Linked DNA regions of Mus musculus: region 1 is linked to region 2. The links are chromatin contacts, found by Hi-C or POLR2A ChIA-PET in ENCODE. All regions are on one chromosome and are shown on one strand. The core of a region is the stretch at or near the end of the contact, and the rest is flanking DNA. Distances in the headings are between cores, read along the strand shown. Region 1 has its middle 11 kb from the start of Rtp1. Region 2 holds the start of Kng1 (kininogen 1).

What was found. A loop is a pair of places that touch in the nucleus more often than their neighbours do. ChIA-PET counts read pairs that join two places held with the same protein, here RNA polymerase II (POLR2A).
Region 1: a loop to region 2 is called in a map of T-helper 2 cell, with 2.2 times the contacts of the local background. The contact joins the enhancer-like site here to the promoter of Kng1 in region 2. A Hi-C loop is called at or near these places in 1 of 37 maps with a recorded cell type or tissue (T-helper 2 cell). POLR2A ChIA-PET finds 5 or more read pairs at or near these places in 1 of 5 experiments (embryonic stem cell).

The regions. Positions count from the first base shown.
Region 1 is chr16:23,414,393-23,421,131 of GRCm38, forward strand. No RefSeq gene overlaps it. Among named protein-coding and RNA genes, the nearest start is that of Rtp1, 11 kb to the right of the region's middle. Within about 2 kb of position 2,124, at least 2 of the 3 ENCODE cell types and tissues checked have a DNase peak (open chromatin) inside an H3K27ac peak, as active enhancers do.
Region 2 is chr16:23,053,124-23,060,359 of GRCm38, forward strand. It overlaps Kng1 (kininogen 1), which reads left to right and starts at 5,177. Exons shown (of 11, transcript NM_023125.3): 1 at 5,177-5,515. The coding sequence starts at 5,321.

The DNA.
Region 1 (6,739 bases), core at 874-3,373, 360 kb after region 2:
GGGGAAACAGGGGGATTTACAGAGCTTACCAGTGACCAATCTAGTTGAACTGGTGAGCTCCAGGGTCACTGAGAGACTTTGTCTTAAGTGATTAGGATAGAAGATACTCAGCATTGACCTTTGGCTTCCACACACTTCTACACACATGTGAATACATACATGCAGGCACACAATACACACATGTGCACACATACACACACATGCACACATACACACACATGAGTACATACCAGCATACACACATATATGTAACACACATACACATATACGCACATATGCATACATACATACACAGAAGCACACACAGATACATAATATACACACACATACATGCACACAAATATATACACATACATACATGCACACACATATACATAATCACACACACAAGTACACACACATGCACACGTGCACACACACACATGACAGAAAAAAAAAAACCAGGGTTATCTGTAATTTTAGCAGTCTGGAGGCTGAGATAGAAGGTTATTAGTTGAGGCCAACCTGGACTACATGAGAAATGTCAGGACTGCTTGGATTATATAGGAGAGCCTGTCTCAAAAAGTGTATTGCTGGGCGTGGTGGCACACACCTTTAATCCCAGCACTGGGGAGGCAGAGGCAGGCGGATTTGAGACCAGCCTGGTCTACAAAGTGAGTTCCAGGACAGCCAGGGCTATACAGAGGAACCCTGTCTCAAAAAAACCAGAACCAAAACCAAAACCAAAAAAAGTGTGTTAATAACTATCATTATTGCTGAAAATAGCTCAATATTTCTTGGCAGTTCTGTTCCTATTCCTACAATCAATCAGCCTTAGGGTAGATGGAAGTGTAGTCAATTCATGTTTTAGGTTCAATCAATATAATTTACCTATTAACTTTCATTTGTTTTATTTCTTTGAGTTTTAAGGATACAGAGAAGCTGAATTTTTGCCGGGTGTTTGTGGCACACGCCTTTAATCCCAGAACCCAGGAGGAAATGGCAGGAGGATCTCTGAGTTTGAGGCCATCCTGGTCTACAGAGCAAGTTCCAAGACAGCCAGGGCTATACAGAGAAACCCTGTATATATATATATATATATATGCAGAGAAAATACGTATCCATACAAAAATAAACAAATCTTTAGAAAAGAAAGGTTAAGAAGATTCTGTGGGACTGAAGAGGTGACTGGTTAAGGGCATGCACCACCCTTCTAGAGGATTGGAGTTCCATTCCCAGCACCCACACTTGGTGGCTCAAAAATGCCTGTGGCTATAGCTCCACTGAATCTTATGTGTCTGGCTTCCGAAGGCATATGCACTTTTGTGTGCATATCCACACAGAGACATGGACATACATACATAATTAAAAACAAAATTGATATGGAATACTTTTGTGGTAGAGAACTACCTAGGGTAAAAGGTAAGAACACTAGAGGCTTGGAAGGCAGAGGAGTTGCATAGTGGTAGTGGAGGCAGCAAGTGAACTTCTCCTGGATGCATGAGAGAAGAAATCTGGGAAGAAAAGAGAAATGGAAGCAACGTGAGTTGTGAATCTGCACCATCTATGTCCCCTTTGGGGAAAAATGTACATGGATTATTCTGAAATTACTTTTTGGGTGGCTCTTGCATTATGTCTGGATGTTAAGTAAAGTGTCACGTAGAGATTGAGCTATGTGGATTGTATCTTCAATGGGGCAACAGATCGTCAAATGGAAACACTTAAGAGTGCATGGGTACTGCACTAAGATCTAAGCTGGCTGTCCGTGAAGGCAGGTTATGAATAAATTAACACGTGTTTGAGTGTCTGTGCTCACTGAAGATATCCACATTCTTACACAGGAGGTACAGGTCCTTTAATTATAAGCAGACCTACAAGGCAAGACTGAACCAGACCAGATGTCCATTGACATCCTCATGCTTGATTCCAGGTCTCTGGCAAATAGAATTACATCAATCATTGGCAAACTTCCTAAAAAAGAAATAAAGCACATCAATGGAAAAATGAAATTTGAATCTAAGTGGAGGCAATGCAGACATTGACCAGAATAGCCTGGGGAATCAAATAGGACTCAGATTGCTGCTGTAGCGGGAGGAGCCACGCCCTGGCTCTGAGCGCTCCCGCCCATGGCCCGAGGGGTGATGGGAACTCTGCTTCAGGAAGAGCCGCTTGTGCTTGCAGCGTCCTGGGAAGGTTGCGGCCTCTCAGCGCGCCTTTCCTCTGATCAGCCTCAGTGTAGGAACCCTACTGATATCTGCTCACCACCACACAGTTTAATCTCCATATTATTGCACTGATGTTTATCCCGAGATAATGTCCCCTGTTTCTGCTTGCGCCACTCTGGTTTCAACTCCAGCTTCTAAAAGTCCATGTAAATTGTCCACATATCTATCACTCTTACCCTCTCAGGCCCTGCTCCTCCCCGCCCCTCCCCCCCAATGAGGCACATTAGAAAAGGTCGGTTGAGGACACAGGCTTCTGAAAAGTCACAGTCCTAGCAAGCGTTTAGCTTTGCCTGTCACATTCCAAAGTACATGTTCTGGACTGCATTTCCTGTCTTGTGCTCTTCGGAGAGGACAGCTGTTGACTTTGCCTCAGATCCATCCTTCAGGCCACTAAGCCAGCTGTCGTTGTTAAGACATGGCTGTCGAGTGGCTCAGGCTAGCCATCAAATGCACAAAACCACACAAAAGCACACCATGGCTACAGCACTGGGATTCTTGAATGGGAAACCCTCCATTAATGCAATGTGGATGGGGCTTGTTATTGGCCAACACCCCTTCCGACCTGTCAAACAGCACAGCAGAGCCATTGTGATACTCTAAGAAGGTGATTGACACAGACATGCCCCCTCCCTGACTCTTCCTGCCCTCTGGACACAGAGCACTTAGTGAGAGGAGACTGAGGTGGAGTCTAAGTCAGGTTTTGGCTGGAACAAGATGTATGAAAAGTCTAGCAGACAGTTAAGAGTTCCGAGGTGGTGAGCTCTGCGGCTGGGGGCTGGGTTCGTGATGACCCTGCAAGTCTTCATCCCAGCAGGAGCAGGTGGAGAAAGAATTAGAAAGATGGAGGAGCATTACAGATTGGCCATTGAGCCACTCAGGAAACAACAACAATGCGTTAATAGGTTTTATTGAGAGCAGGGAGGAGTATGCCTTAATAGGTTTTATTGAGAGAAAGTGCCCAGGGGAGCCAGGAAGGAATGGGTTGCTGGGTGGAATTTTGGAGAAAGAAAATAGATCTTAGAGGCAGCTGTCATGTAGGAAATGCTGGGTTGAGGCTGAAGCATATGTCACCCGGCTCCTCTGGGAGAGAGAGACATCAATAATCCTACCAATTATTTCTTTACTGCCTCTCCGGCTTGTGTTTTTCCTTCGGTTCTGTACCATGAAGAGCCGAACCCCCTTCCCACAGTCATCCCAATGCGCAATGGAAGATGCAGGGGATCCCATCTCTATCTGAGTGAGCTGCCTTACACACACACACACACACACACACACACACACACACACACACACACCTCTTTCCTTCCCCTCCCCCATGTGTCTCATTTGCCCTGTTTCCCCTGCTCCCCCTTTCGAGGCACATAGCCTCGTTAGAGATGGATGACATGTGTGCTTACAGTGAACTCCTCTCATTTTGTATTCTGTGCTATGGCAGAAGCCACAGGGACTGACGCTGTAGGTCCTTTTTGGTCCCCAGGCCTCCCGGGTGAAGCCTGTCCTTGTGGCTGGCTCTCTTGCAGCATCTGTGCTCACATCTTACATCAGCATCCCCTTGGCCCTGTGTTCACCTGTTGGAGCTTGTTAAGGAGAGCAAGGTGCAGCAGGTGTGTGAACAGTGACAGCGTGCCCTGTGCCGTCTAAACGTGTCAGTGTTGAGTTCCCTGGACCGGCCTCTGGGATGAGGATGCCAGCTTGCTGGGAAGTGCTCTGGAGAGCGGAACTCCTGTGAGATGAGGGAGGCAGGATAGCTACGAAGAGCTGAGGTGCAGTATGGTGCATTTAAGCCTCAGCTCAAGCAGTGGGAAGCATTGAGAGAACACTTCAGGGTCACCCCTAGTTAGGCACAAGGAATAGCTCCTGTATGCTCCCGTTAGCCACTGGCCTTGTGGGGCTCTCTGAGGGGCAATTCGCAGTGAATTATCAGGGACACGGACAGCTCCTCACAGGAGAGGCGTGGTGGGGTCTGGAGGAGCTTGCCTTCACCTTCCCAGTAAAAGTGGCTGCCTACACACCACCTTTACTTCTACGGTCACAGAGTTTCTAGAGTCTGGAATCTTAAGTCCTCAGCATGCCATTAGACCAAAAGAAAGCCAGCACACAGGTAGAGGGAAACAGGTGTGTTTACTGTGTGGACCAGAAGTAGGGAGAGAAAAGTTCTTAGTTTCTCTCCATCTTCCCAGGAGCAGCATTGTGATTTTTAAAGCCAGGGAATATGTACAAATAGCTGTGGCTAGAGGCTAGTCGATCAAAGTGGTATGCGGTGCTGCTCCTCTGGCCCCTGGGCTTCAGCTTTTTTCTCTCTCTGAGCTTGTGGCCCTGGGGAAATTTTGTTTTTCATTGTTCCTATTACAGTGATGGTGTCGAAGAAGGACTGTAAGTCAGACTAGTCCAGAAGGCCAACCTGAGGTCATTCTATGGCTGAACTGGCAAAGCAAATGGAGTGACTCCTTTTGAGAGTTTAATGGAGGCAGGACTGTGTACAACTCTGGCAGCTTGTGAAGTCACAAGGGGCAGAAGCTGCACACAGCTAAGGTTTCTGAGCTCACTCACTGTGATCACAGCTGACCTAGAGATCATGAAAGCTCACTCTCCCTCAGAAGAAATGTAATAATAACTCACGAGTACGTGACACTTCTCATGCAAGTCAGCTATGGTTCTGTGTATAGTTAAGGCAGTTTTAAGAACTGTGTTTTACATACCTGTAAGAAAATTAAGAGACTGCTGCTTCCCCCGAACCCCTTCCTGCTCACCCCACTCTGAGATGGGGTTTTTCTGTGTGGCTTTAGCTGTCCTGGAACTCATTCTGTAGACCAGGCTGGCGTTGAACTCAGAGATCCACCAGACTCTGTCTCCTGTGTGCTGGCATTCAAGTGGTGGCCCTACCACCACCTGGTTGATTTATTGGTTTTATAGGTAGGAAATCATAGTGTAGGGAGATTATTCTAGTTTGGTTTCTAGTGCTGTGATAAACACTATGGCCAAAAGCAGCTTAATTAGGAAAGGGTTAATTTCATTCTGAGGGAAGTCAGGGCAGGAACTCAAGGCAGGAACCAAAGCGGATGCCATCAAGGAACATTTACAGTCTCTATCCCATGTCTTGTGTGACCGGCATATTTATATAACCCAGGACTACGTCCCAAGGGATGAAACTGCCCACAGAGGAATGAGCCCTCCAACGCTAGTCATCAATGAAGAAAATGCCCACAGACTTGCTTACGGGCCAGTCTGATGAAGGCATTTTCTCAGTTGTCTCAGATGACTTGACTCATGTTAATAAATAACTAACCAGCACAGAGATCAAGTTAGCCGGCTGTCATACAGCCAGTCAAAGGTAAAGCCAAGACTTAAACACAGACCGGCAGATTCCACAGCCTTCCTGTTCTGTGACAGGTGTGAAACAGGAAGAGCACATACCAGGACAAGATCGGAAATAATGATAGACTGTCAGTGGGTTTCCCATCTGCTTCCTGAGATACTTAGCTCAGCAATCTACGAAGTGTCTACAAATATTAGCACCCAAGGGACACTTCACCGCCTACTACCTCAGAGCAAAGAGATATTCCAACCCTTGACAGTCTGTCTCCAAGAAGCTGACTCTTCAGCATGTGCAGAGTGTTTGCAGATGTCTTTCTCTGCTTTTCTCGTGAGGGGAGTTGTGAACATGTGACACCATTTTGTGATCTGATGGGGGGATGTCTGAAGGAAAGAGTGTAGTTGTGTTTCTTTGGGTCTGCCAGGTCCCTTTATGGCCTCTTCAAATTACCATGGGTTCATATTCAAGAGTACTGAAACCACGTGATCCTAGTACTATATATGTGAATTTTTGTTACTGTCATAACTGGCTCATATCTGGCAAGTGTAACAAAGACAGCAGTGACCCAGAAGACAGAAAGCAGATTCTCAGGGGACAGATTTGTAACGCACTCATTCCGTGCCAGCTTCTTTTGTATACTGAGATGCCACCAGCAGGTAAGCTGATATGGAACCTGTCCTTAGTATGTTTACCTTTTCTTGGGGAAGAGGAGAGTTAACCCTGACAGTACACGTCCCAGTGGTTAATAAAGTGGGCACTACTATCAGAATGCCCCAGGTTCAAATCCCTCCCACCAGCCCATTTCAAGACATAATGAAGACTCGTGAAAGGAGGAAAGACAAGTGGAAGAAAACTAAAAGTCAACTTCATAGGACGTGGAGAGAATATAAACCTAGAAGAGTGATTGCTAGGCATATAGACAGTGCTCAGTAAGTATTAGAATTCTTTATAAATAGTGCAGTGCAGAAAACAGCATTATAGAAAACACAGGTACTCTCCCATGCCACCCCAATGCAGGAGAGTAAGCCTGGAGTAAGTGTGGAGGGAAGCAGGTCAGTGAACAAAGGCATGCACACAGGATTTCAGGTCTTCTCCCAGGCAAGGGAAGACATCAGTTCGGTGGGTTGAATGAGAATGGTTCCCAGAGGCTCATTTGTTCGAATATCTGGTTCCCATTTTGTAGCAGTATTAAGAGATGTGGCCTTGTTGGAGGAGGTATGTC
Region 2 (7,236 bases), core at 3,927-6,426:
GAGAAGAGACAGTCCATGGTTTTAAGGCATTTATTGTCATGGTGGAGAGTTGTGATGAGTGAAACCGTATCCCACTTTCTCAGGGTGGGCCTGAGGTTAAATGCCTTTTGTAGGGAGGAGTGTCTGGGAAGGGGAGCTTAATTGGCTAAGCCCTTCAGGCCTTTAGGTGCCTCATTAAAATGGAGATCTGTCTTGAGGCTACATGATCTGTAGTCTCATCCTCTACCTGGGGCTTGGGACATTGCCCTTACATGACTGATGGCCACAGAATTATGACGAGCTGAGGCCTTGTGTCAGGAAACTGGTGTCTAGGAGTGTGGCAGATAAATGCCTTCTGTCCCTTGCAGTTATCTGCTGGGTCTCCAGGGTTTAAACCTAGGTCCACCAGAAAATAGGCTGCTTTTCATGGTCCCACGCATTTATTGATGAGACTGGGAGTTCACATAGCATTTACTTTATATATTGGTTTTGGTCCAAACATGGTTCACACATCTTGTCTGCAACAATTAAAACAGTTCTGATATATAAGCCTCAAAAAAAAAAAAAACAAAAATAAGGGTTGAGACTTAATAGTGATGTGTTTGTGTGTCAAGTTGTCAAGGGGTCAATTGTACTGGCTGGTTTTGTGTGTCACCTTGACACAAGCTGGAGTTATCACAGAGAAAAGACTGCCTTGAGGAAATGCTTCCATGAGGTCCAGCTGTAAAGCATTTTTCTCAATTAGTGATCAAGAATGAGAGGGCCCATTGAGGGTGGTGCCATCCCTGGGCTGGTAGTCTTGGGTTCTATAAGAAAGCAAGCTGAGCAAGCCAGGGGAAGCAAGCCAGTAAGGAACATCCCTCCATGGCCTCTGCATCAGCTCCTGCTTTCTGACCTACTTGAGTTCCAGGCCTGACTTCCTTTGATGCTGAACAGCAATGTGGAAGTGTAAACTAAATAAACCCTTTCCTCCCCACTTGCTTCTTCATCATGAAGTTTTGTCCAGGAATAGAAGCCTTGACTAAGACATCCATCCACAAGGTGATTCAGGATCTCAAATCCTGATTTTCCCTGCCTGAAACATTGCCCCCTTAACACTTTTTTTTTTCTGGTCCCTTTGTGTACAGCTTATGTTAAGGAAAGACTGGAGGATCATGAAGGTGGTTTTCATGATCCTGAAAACCATCTTCTGGTTTTGGGGTACGTAATTTGTCTGGTAGTGGTGTACATTTTATTGGCTAAAATCCAGTCACCTGGACAGACTTAGTGAGAAACTGAGACATACTCTAAATGTATTCCAGGGAGAGGTGAGAATGGGTGTGATAAACAGGCTGCCAAAATCAGACATAGGAAGCTTAATCAGTCACGTGCTTTGACTCTTCAAAACCCAAACAACTCAGAGGATCACTCTGGTTAGCCTTCTCCAAAGCTGCCTTGTTTGCCCCTGGCTGTCCTGGGTGTGAGTTTTCACTGGAAATGGCCATGGTGATCCAAGTCCTTCACGACAGTGCTTACTAACTTCCTTGTTTTCCATCTACCAGCTCTTCCTCTCCCCACTTCCTCTCACCCTGGAAACTTAACTATGATTCAATTTATCTCAAAGACATCTGTACATCTGAGAACCTGGAACTATTGCTGGGCCTCACGGACAGAGTTAAGAATACACATAAGCCCTAAGACTGCTGTCTTACTGTGTACTCAGCATGTTTGATTGATCTCTGGTCTTAAGAAGAATGCTGCTATCAACCTTACCTTGGATTTCCCACGTAATCAGCTTTTCATAACTAATGTTTTATTTTGGTTTGCTTTGTTTTGTTCTGCTTTTTGAGACAGGGTTTCTCTGTGTAATCCTGGCTGTCCTGGAAGTCACTTGGTATACCAGGCTGCCCTTGAACTCAGAGATCCACCTGTCTCTGCTTCCAGAGTGTTGGAATTAAAGGCATGTGCTACCATTGCCTGGATGCATAGTGGTGGTCTTAAACTATGTACCTTCCGTGCTCCTAACCCAAGAGTAATGCACATGTGTATGCATGTGTGTTTTGATAACCTTGCTCAAACCAGCAAATAGGTTGAAAGTAGCCTTATAAAATGAGTATCAACCACAAATGTTGGATATACCGTGAATATTGCTTGTTTGATTGATTGATATTCTAAAGAATTTACAAATCAACACTCTCAGGAAACACTGAATTACACAAAGTAGAATTTACTTAGAGAAGTTCTATCTCTGATATGATTGGAAGGTAAGAGATGTCCTGGCGTGACTTGTGAGAAACTGTATGAAAGAAAAAAATATGCCATATTGAAGTGGTAGGTGTGTGCTCTTGCTGTAAGGGAACATACCCATGAGAAAATTTTAGTCAGTTTCACATGCACTGATAGAGAGGACATTTAACAGTGATATAAGAAATTAATGTCACAATAATTGAACACTAGTCTAGCTGAGGTAAGTAGCAAAGTAGCAAGCAAGGTTTCTGGCTTTAATGCTCTGGCATTCCTTGTTTCCTCCTAATTACAGCTTTGTAGGCTGGTCTTATTTCATAAGACCTCTGTAGTATTGATTGCCTCTGTGTTTTCCTTTTGGATTTTATAAACCAGGAGATTTTGGCCACAAGTTGGAAGACGAGTCACATAATTCAGATACAAGTGAATGGATGCAAGGGGTTTGAAAATGTGCCTGGACTTGACAGCTTGAAACCTACTGTTCCAGCCTTAGCCAGAGCACCTGCCCTGTTAGCCTGTTCTGGGGTGACTTGTGTGGCTACAGCACTTGCCAGCTCTCCTAGAAGCACCTGCTCTTCTTTGGATCTGCAGTCGTTGTTGAAGGTGTGGATGCCTGTGCAAGTGACTAACTACTGTATCCACTTTTGTGATTTTTGTTTTTGTTTTTGTTTTTCTTTGGGTTTTGGTTTGGTTTGGTTTTTGGCTTTTTGAAACAGGGTTTCTCTGAATAGCCCTGGCTGTCCTGGAACTCACTTTGTAGACTAGGCTGGCCTTGAACTTAGAAATCTGCCTGCCTCTACTTCCCAAGTGCTGGGATTAAAGGCATGCGCCACCACACCACGCTCACTTTTGTGATTTTTATAAATGCAGTAGCTTTGTGTAATCTTTTACAAATGTCTGATTAATTTTGCATATCTAGAAAGTAGATAACCTGTTAAACAGGACAACTTGACTTCCTACACAGATCTCTCTGCCATTGCTGCTTTTAGAGAACAGGTTACAAGCTTGATGATATTAGAGCACTCTGGACTCTTTCATCAGCCTGCTGCAGAATTCAGGTTCTTTTGTTTTGTTTTGTTCATTGAATCAGGGTTTATCTGTGTGGCCCTGGCTTTCCTGGAACTCACTCTGTAGACCAACAGGACCTTGAACTCAGAGGTCTGCTAACATCTGCATTCAAGTGCTGGAATTAAAGGTGTGTGCCATCACTACCTCGCAAGTTTGTCTTCTTGTTATTAATATTCAGGACATTTGGTGGGCTTATAGGAATAGAAATAGTCACTTGGGCATACCTTTTGTTCTGAACAGAACACTTTTACAGTCTGACTTTTACAAAAATTGCAATGCTTGTGACTTATATAAACTTCCTAACTGTAGAAATTCTTGACTACAACATGCCACTTTGGGGAAACTAAAGTCAAAGCCTTTCACTCTGCCTTGTTTTCTCTTCAACCCCTGTCTTCTCTTGTCTTTGCTTCTGTGACTCGTGGTATTAGGCTGTTTTGGTTACGTGAAAGCTTAAGTGTCTCAGGTTTCACTTCTGAAACTTGCTCAAAATTAAAGGATTTCTGTGAAAACCCTAAAACAATCCCATTGAGGTATTATGATTTCCACATCGTTCAGGGGAAGAAACCCTGATGCGAAGGTTCTCTGACTCTGACTCATACACACATGGGCAGAGATACAAACCTACACTTGTTCACATCCGGACACACAGAAGAACACATACACGGAGACTGAGGCACACACTCAGCCAAGCATGAAACTCATGCACACTGGCATATGTGCACACACCTGTACAGACCGAGTCACATAGAAGGTCATGGGTAGAGCTACATTGGCATTCCTTAGGACCTCTGGCCCAGTGCCTGTTCCTGCTGCACTTCTATAAAGTTCCCATTCAGCACACGGTGACAGCACCTGGCTCCAGGCCTCCGGGCCTCTCAGGCAGACTCCAGCTCACACTAGAAATTCCCATCAACCACACAGAAGCCAACTTTTGAGATTTCTTTATTACTTTTATTTCTTCTTTTTCTTATTTCCTAATTTCCTTCCATCTGTCTTTCCTTTCTTTTCTTTTATTCCTTTTTTAAATTATTATTATCAGTATTATTCTGTATTTGTGAGAGAGACAGAGAAAGGATGAGAATGTGTGTATGCAGGCACACAAAAGCCACAGCCCACATGTGGATGTCAGAGAGCTCTCAGGAGTGGATGCCTCCCCGGACACCTTGGTAAGACAGGTCTCTTTGCTTTTCTTGCTTACAAACTCCAGGGTACCTAAACTTCCTGGTGATCCTCTGGCCTTCCCCTTCTGGATTAAAGTAGGAATACCAGGGTTACAATTGTGTGTCACCATCCAGAGGTGTTCTGTGAACTCCTGGCTTCAAACTCTGCTTGCCAGCCTGAGGCTTGTGAGGCAAGCACTTGAATCAGGTGAGAATCTGCTGGCCCCACCCCTTCTTCACATAGACCAATAGAACCCAGCAGAGAGGTTGGCATGGCCAGAGGCCAGACAGGATGCCCATGATTTGTCAGATTTGCTAGTGTCCTGGGTGGAGCTCCCAGCATGTGACTGATGGTCCTGCACATGTGCTTTTCAAGAACACACCAGAGCTGACAAAACCTTGTGTCTGTACACTCTGACATGCCACAAGCAATATTGTGTAGGAGGTATTTCTACATTGTCTTCAATGTATATTTATGCAGAGCCCTTTGTAACTGGGCCAAGAGTAGCAAGAGGATACTGGAAATGGTTGTTGGTTTTAGCTCCTTTTACTGGTTTCTGCTTTAATTCACTGTGGAGAGTTGAGCAATGTTTTAGAAATGGGCTTTGCACTCCCACATTCTTTACAAAGGCAGACAAACAGGTCAACAATCCCATGTTGCAATTCTCCAGCTCCATACCTGGTTGGACATTGAGCAGAGTCCTGTTTGTTCTCTGGGAAGAGGGCACACAAGGGGCGTGACCTCAGGAATCTAAATAGGGGCCTAAGTGGTGAGGCAGAGAGAGCTGAGGCAGGAGAGATCAGAGCCCAGAGGCTGCCAAAATCAGCTTCTGAGTTGGTTTCCCATTCTTGGCAAAACAGTCCCTCAGTTCTAGAGGGACCCTTAAATCATGAAGCTCATTACTACACTGCTCCTCTGCTCCGGACTCCTGCTGACTTTAACACAGGGAGAAGAAGCGCAGGAAATTGACTGCAATGATGAGGCTGTATTTCAGGCTGTGGATTTCTCTCTGAAGCAGTTTAACCCTGGGGTAAAAAGTGGCAACCAGTATATGTTGCACCGAGTGATCGAGGGCACTAAAACGGTGAGTAACAGCTTTCCTGTGAAACCACTTGTAATTGGTGCTCTCAGGCACAGGGGTAGAGGTTGGAGATGGCCCGTCCTTAGTCTTCCTGGGCGATCATGAAAGCAGTATCCCAGGAAGAAAGAAACCACAAAAGATGGAGATGTTCAAAAGGGACAGGCATAGTGGGGAATCCAGCAATGCAGTCAGCTTGCAGTAGGGGAATCCACTGCATCTGTGAACTTAGCCATTTTCCAGACTTAAGGGAGAGTTCCCTCCTGGGATGAATACAGGGAGTAAGAAGAGAGCTGACATTATTGCCTTGGACCAAGTATCTAGCACTGCCTGTGTGTGGCTGATTCATTGAGCTTAATAGTAATGTTTCCACTAGCTTTCTTTAGTTTGGGGGGCAGGGAGGTGGAGCCATGGTGTCATTTAGCTTTAGATTAACAACAAACTTGCTGTGTAGCTGACAATGATCTTAAACTTTTGATCCTCCTGCCTTCATCTCCCTGGTGCTACACATACAGGCTTGTGCCCCCATGCCAGGTTTCTGTGATACTGGGGAATCAACCTCAGGACTCTGCCACCTACACTCCATCCGGAGCACACTTTGGCAGGTTTTCTCTATATTCTTACTGCTTTGTCAGTGCACGCAGGTAGGAAAGGAATGAAAGCAGGGTGCATAAATTAGAGAAAAACTTTCTTTAAGATTTTTTAAAATTAAGTTTACAGACTAGAGAGATGGCTCAGTGGTTCAGAGTACTGGCTACTCATGTGAGCAGGGGGCTGGGATCAGCTCCCAGCACTTATGGTAGTCACAACCATCTCTAACTCCAGTTCCAGGGACTACAGTGTGTCTTCTGGCCATCCTGGGCACCAGGCACACATAGTATACATACATACATTTGGGCATACACTCACACTCTTAAGATAAAAATTAAGAATTTACATTTAAAAATCTTTGAATAAACAAATTTCATGTAAAAGACTTTCTTTGGATTGGTCACATTATTTCAGCATGAAAAAATCCCAATCCTTTGACGCCATGAGGATAAACAGAAAGCCCTGAGGGACACAGGCGTGTGTGATTCAGAAGGTGAAGGGAAGCCTTTATTTCTCTCTGCAGCACAGCCTGCAGTCTGCTTCCTCCTCTCAGAGCCATATCCCCTCGTGTCTCCACTGCTGACACATGGGGCCCATGGGAGTTTCCTTGTACAAGGTCCATGTAGCTCTCCTGGCCTTGAACTCAAGGTCTTCCTGTCTCAATCCACCAAGCGTGCTACTGGGATTCCTGGCTTCACCCCATGCCCAGGTTTACCCAGAGATGTTGAACTCATATATGTACATACATGTAAACCAGGGTTTACATAAAAGAGGGCAGGGATAATACTATGGATACTGCTTTGAAATCACTAAGAGTATAAGCATATTATGAACATAATTCCAAGGAGTATTTATACACACGTAAACATTTATTATTTTTTATTTTTATTTTATTTATTTATTTTGGTTTTTCGAGACAGGGTTTCTCTGTGTAGCCCTGGAAGTCCTGGAGCTCACTCTGTAGACCAGGCTGGCCTCGAACTCAGAAATCCGCCTGCCTCTGCCTCCCAAGTGCTGGGATTCAAAGGCGTGCACCACCACCGCCCGGCAACATTTAATTTTCAATAAACACAGCTGTCCCTGCATCTGCTCAGGACTGCTGTTTGTAATGTGTCAGGGTCCCCTAAGTGACTCCA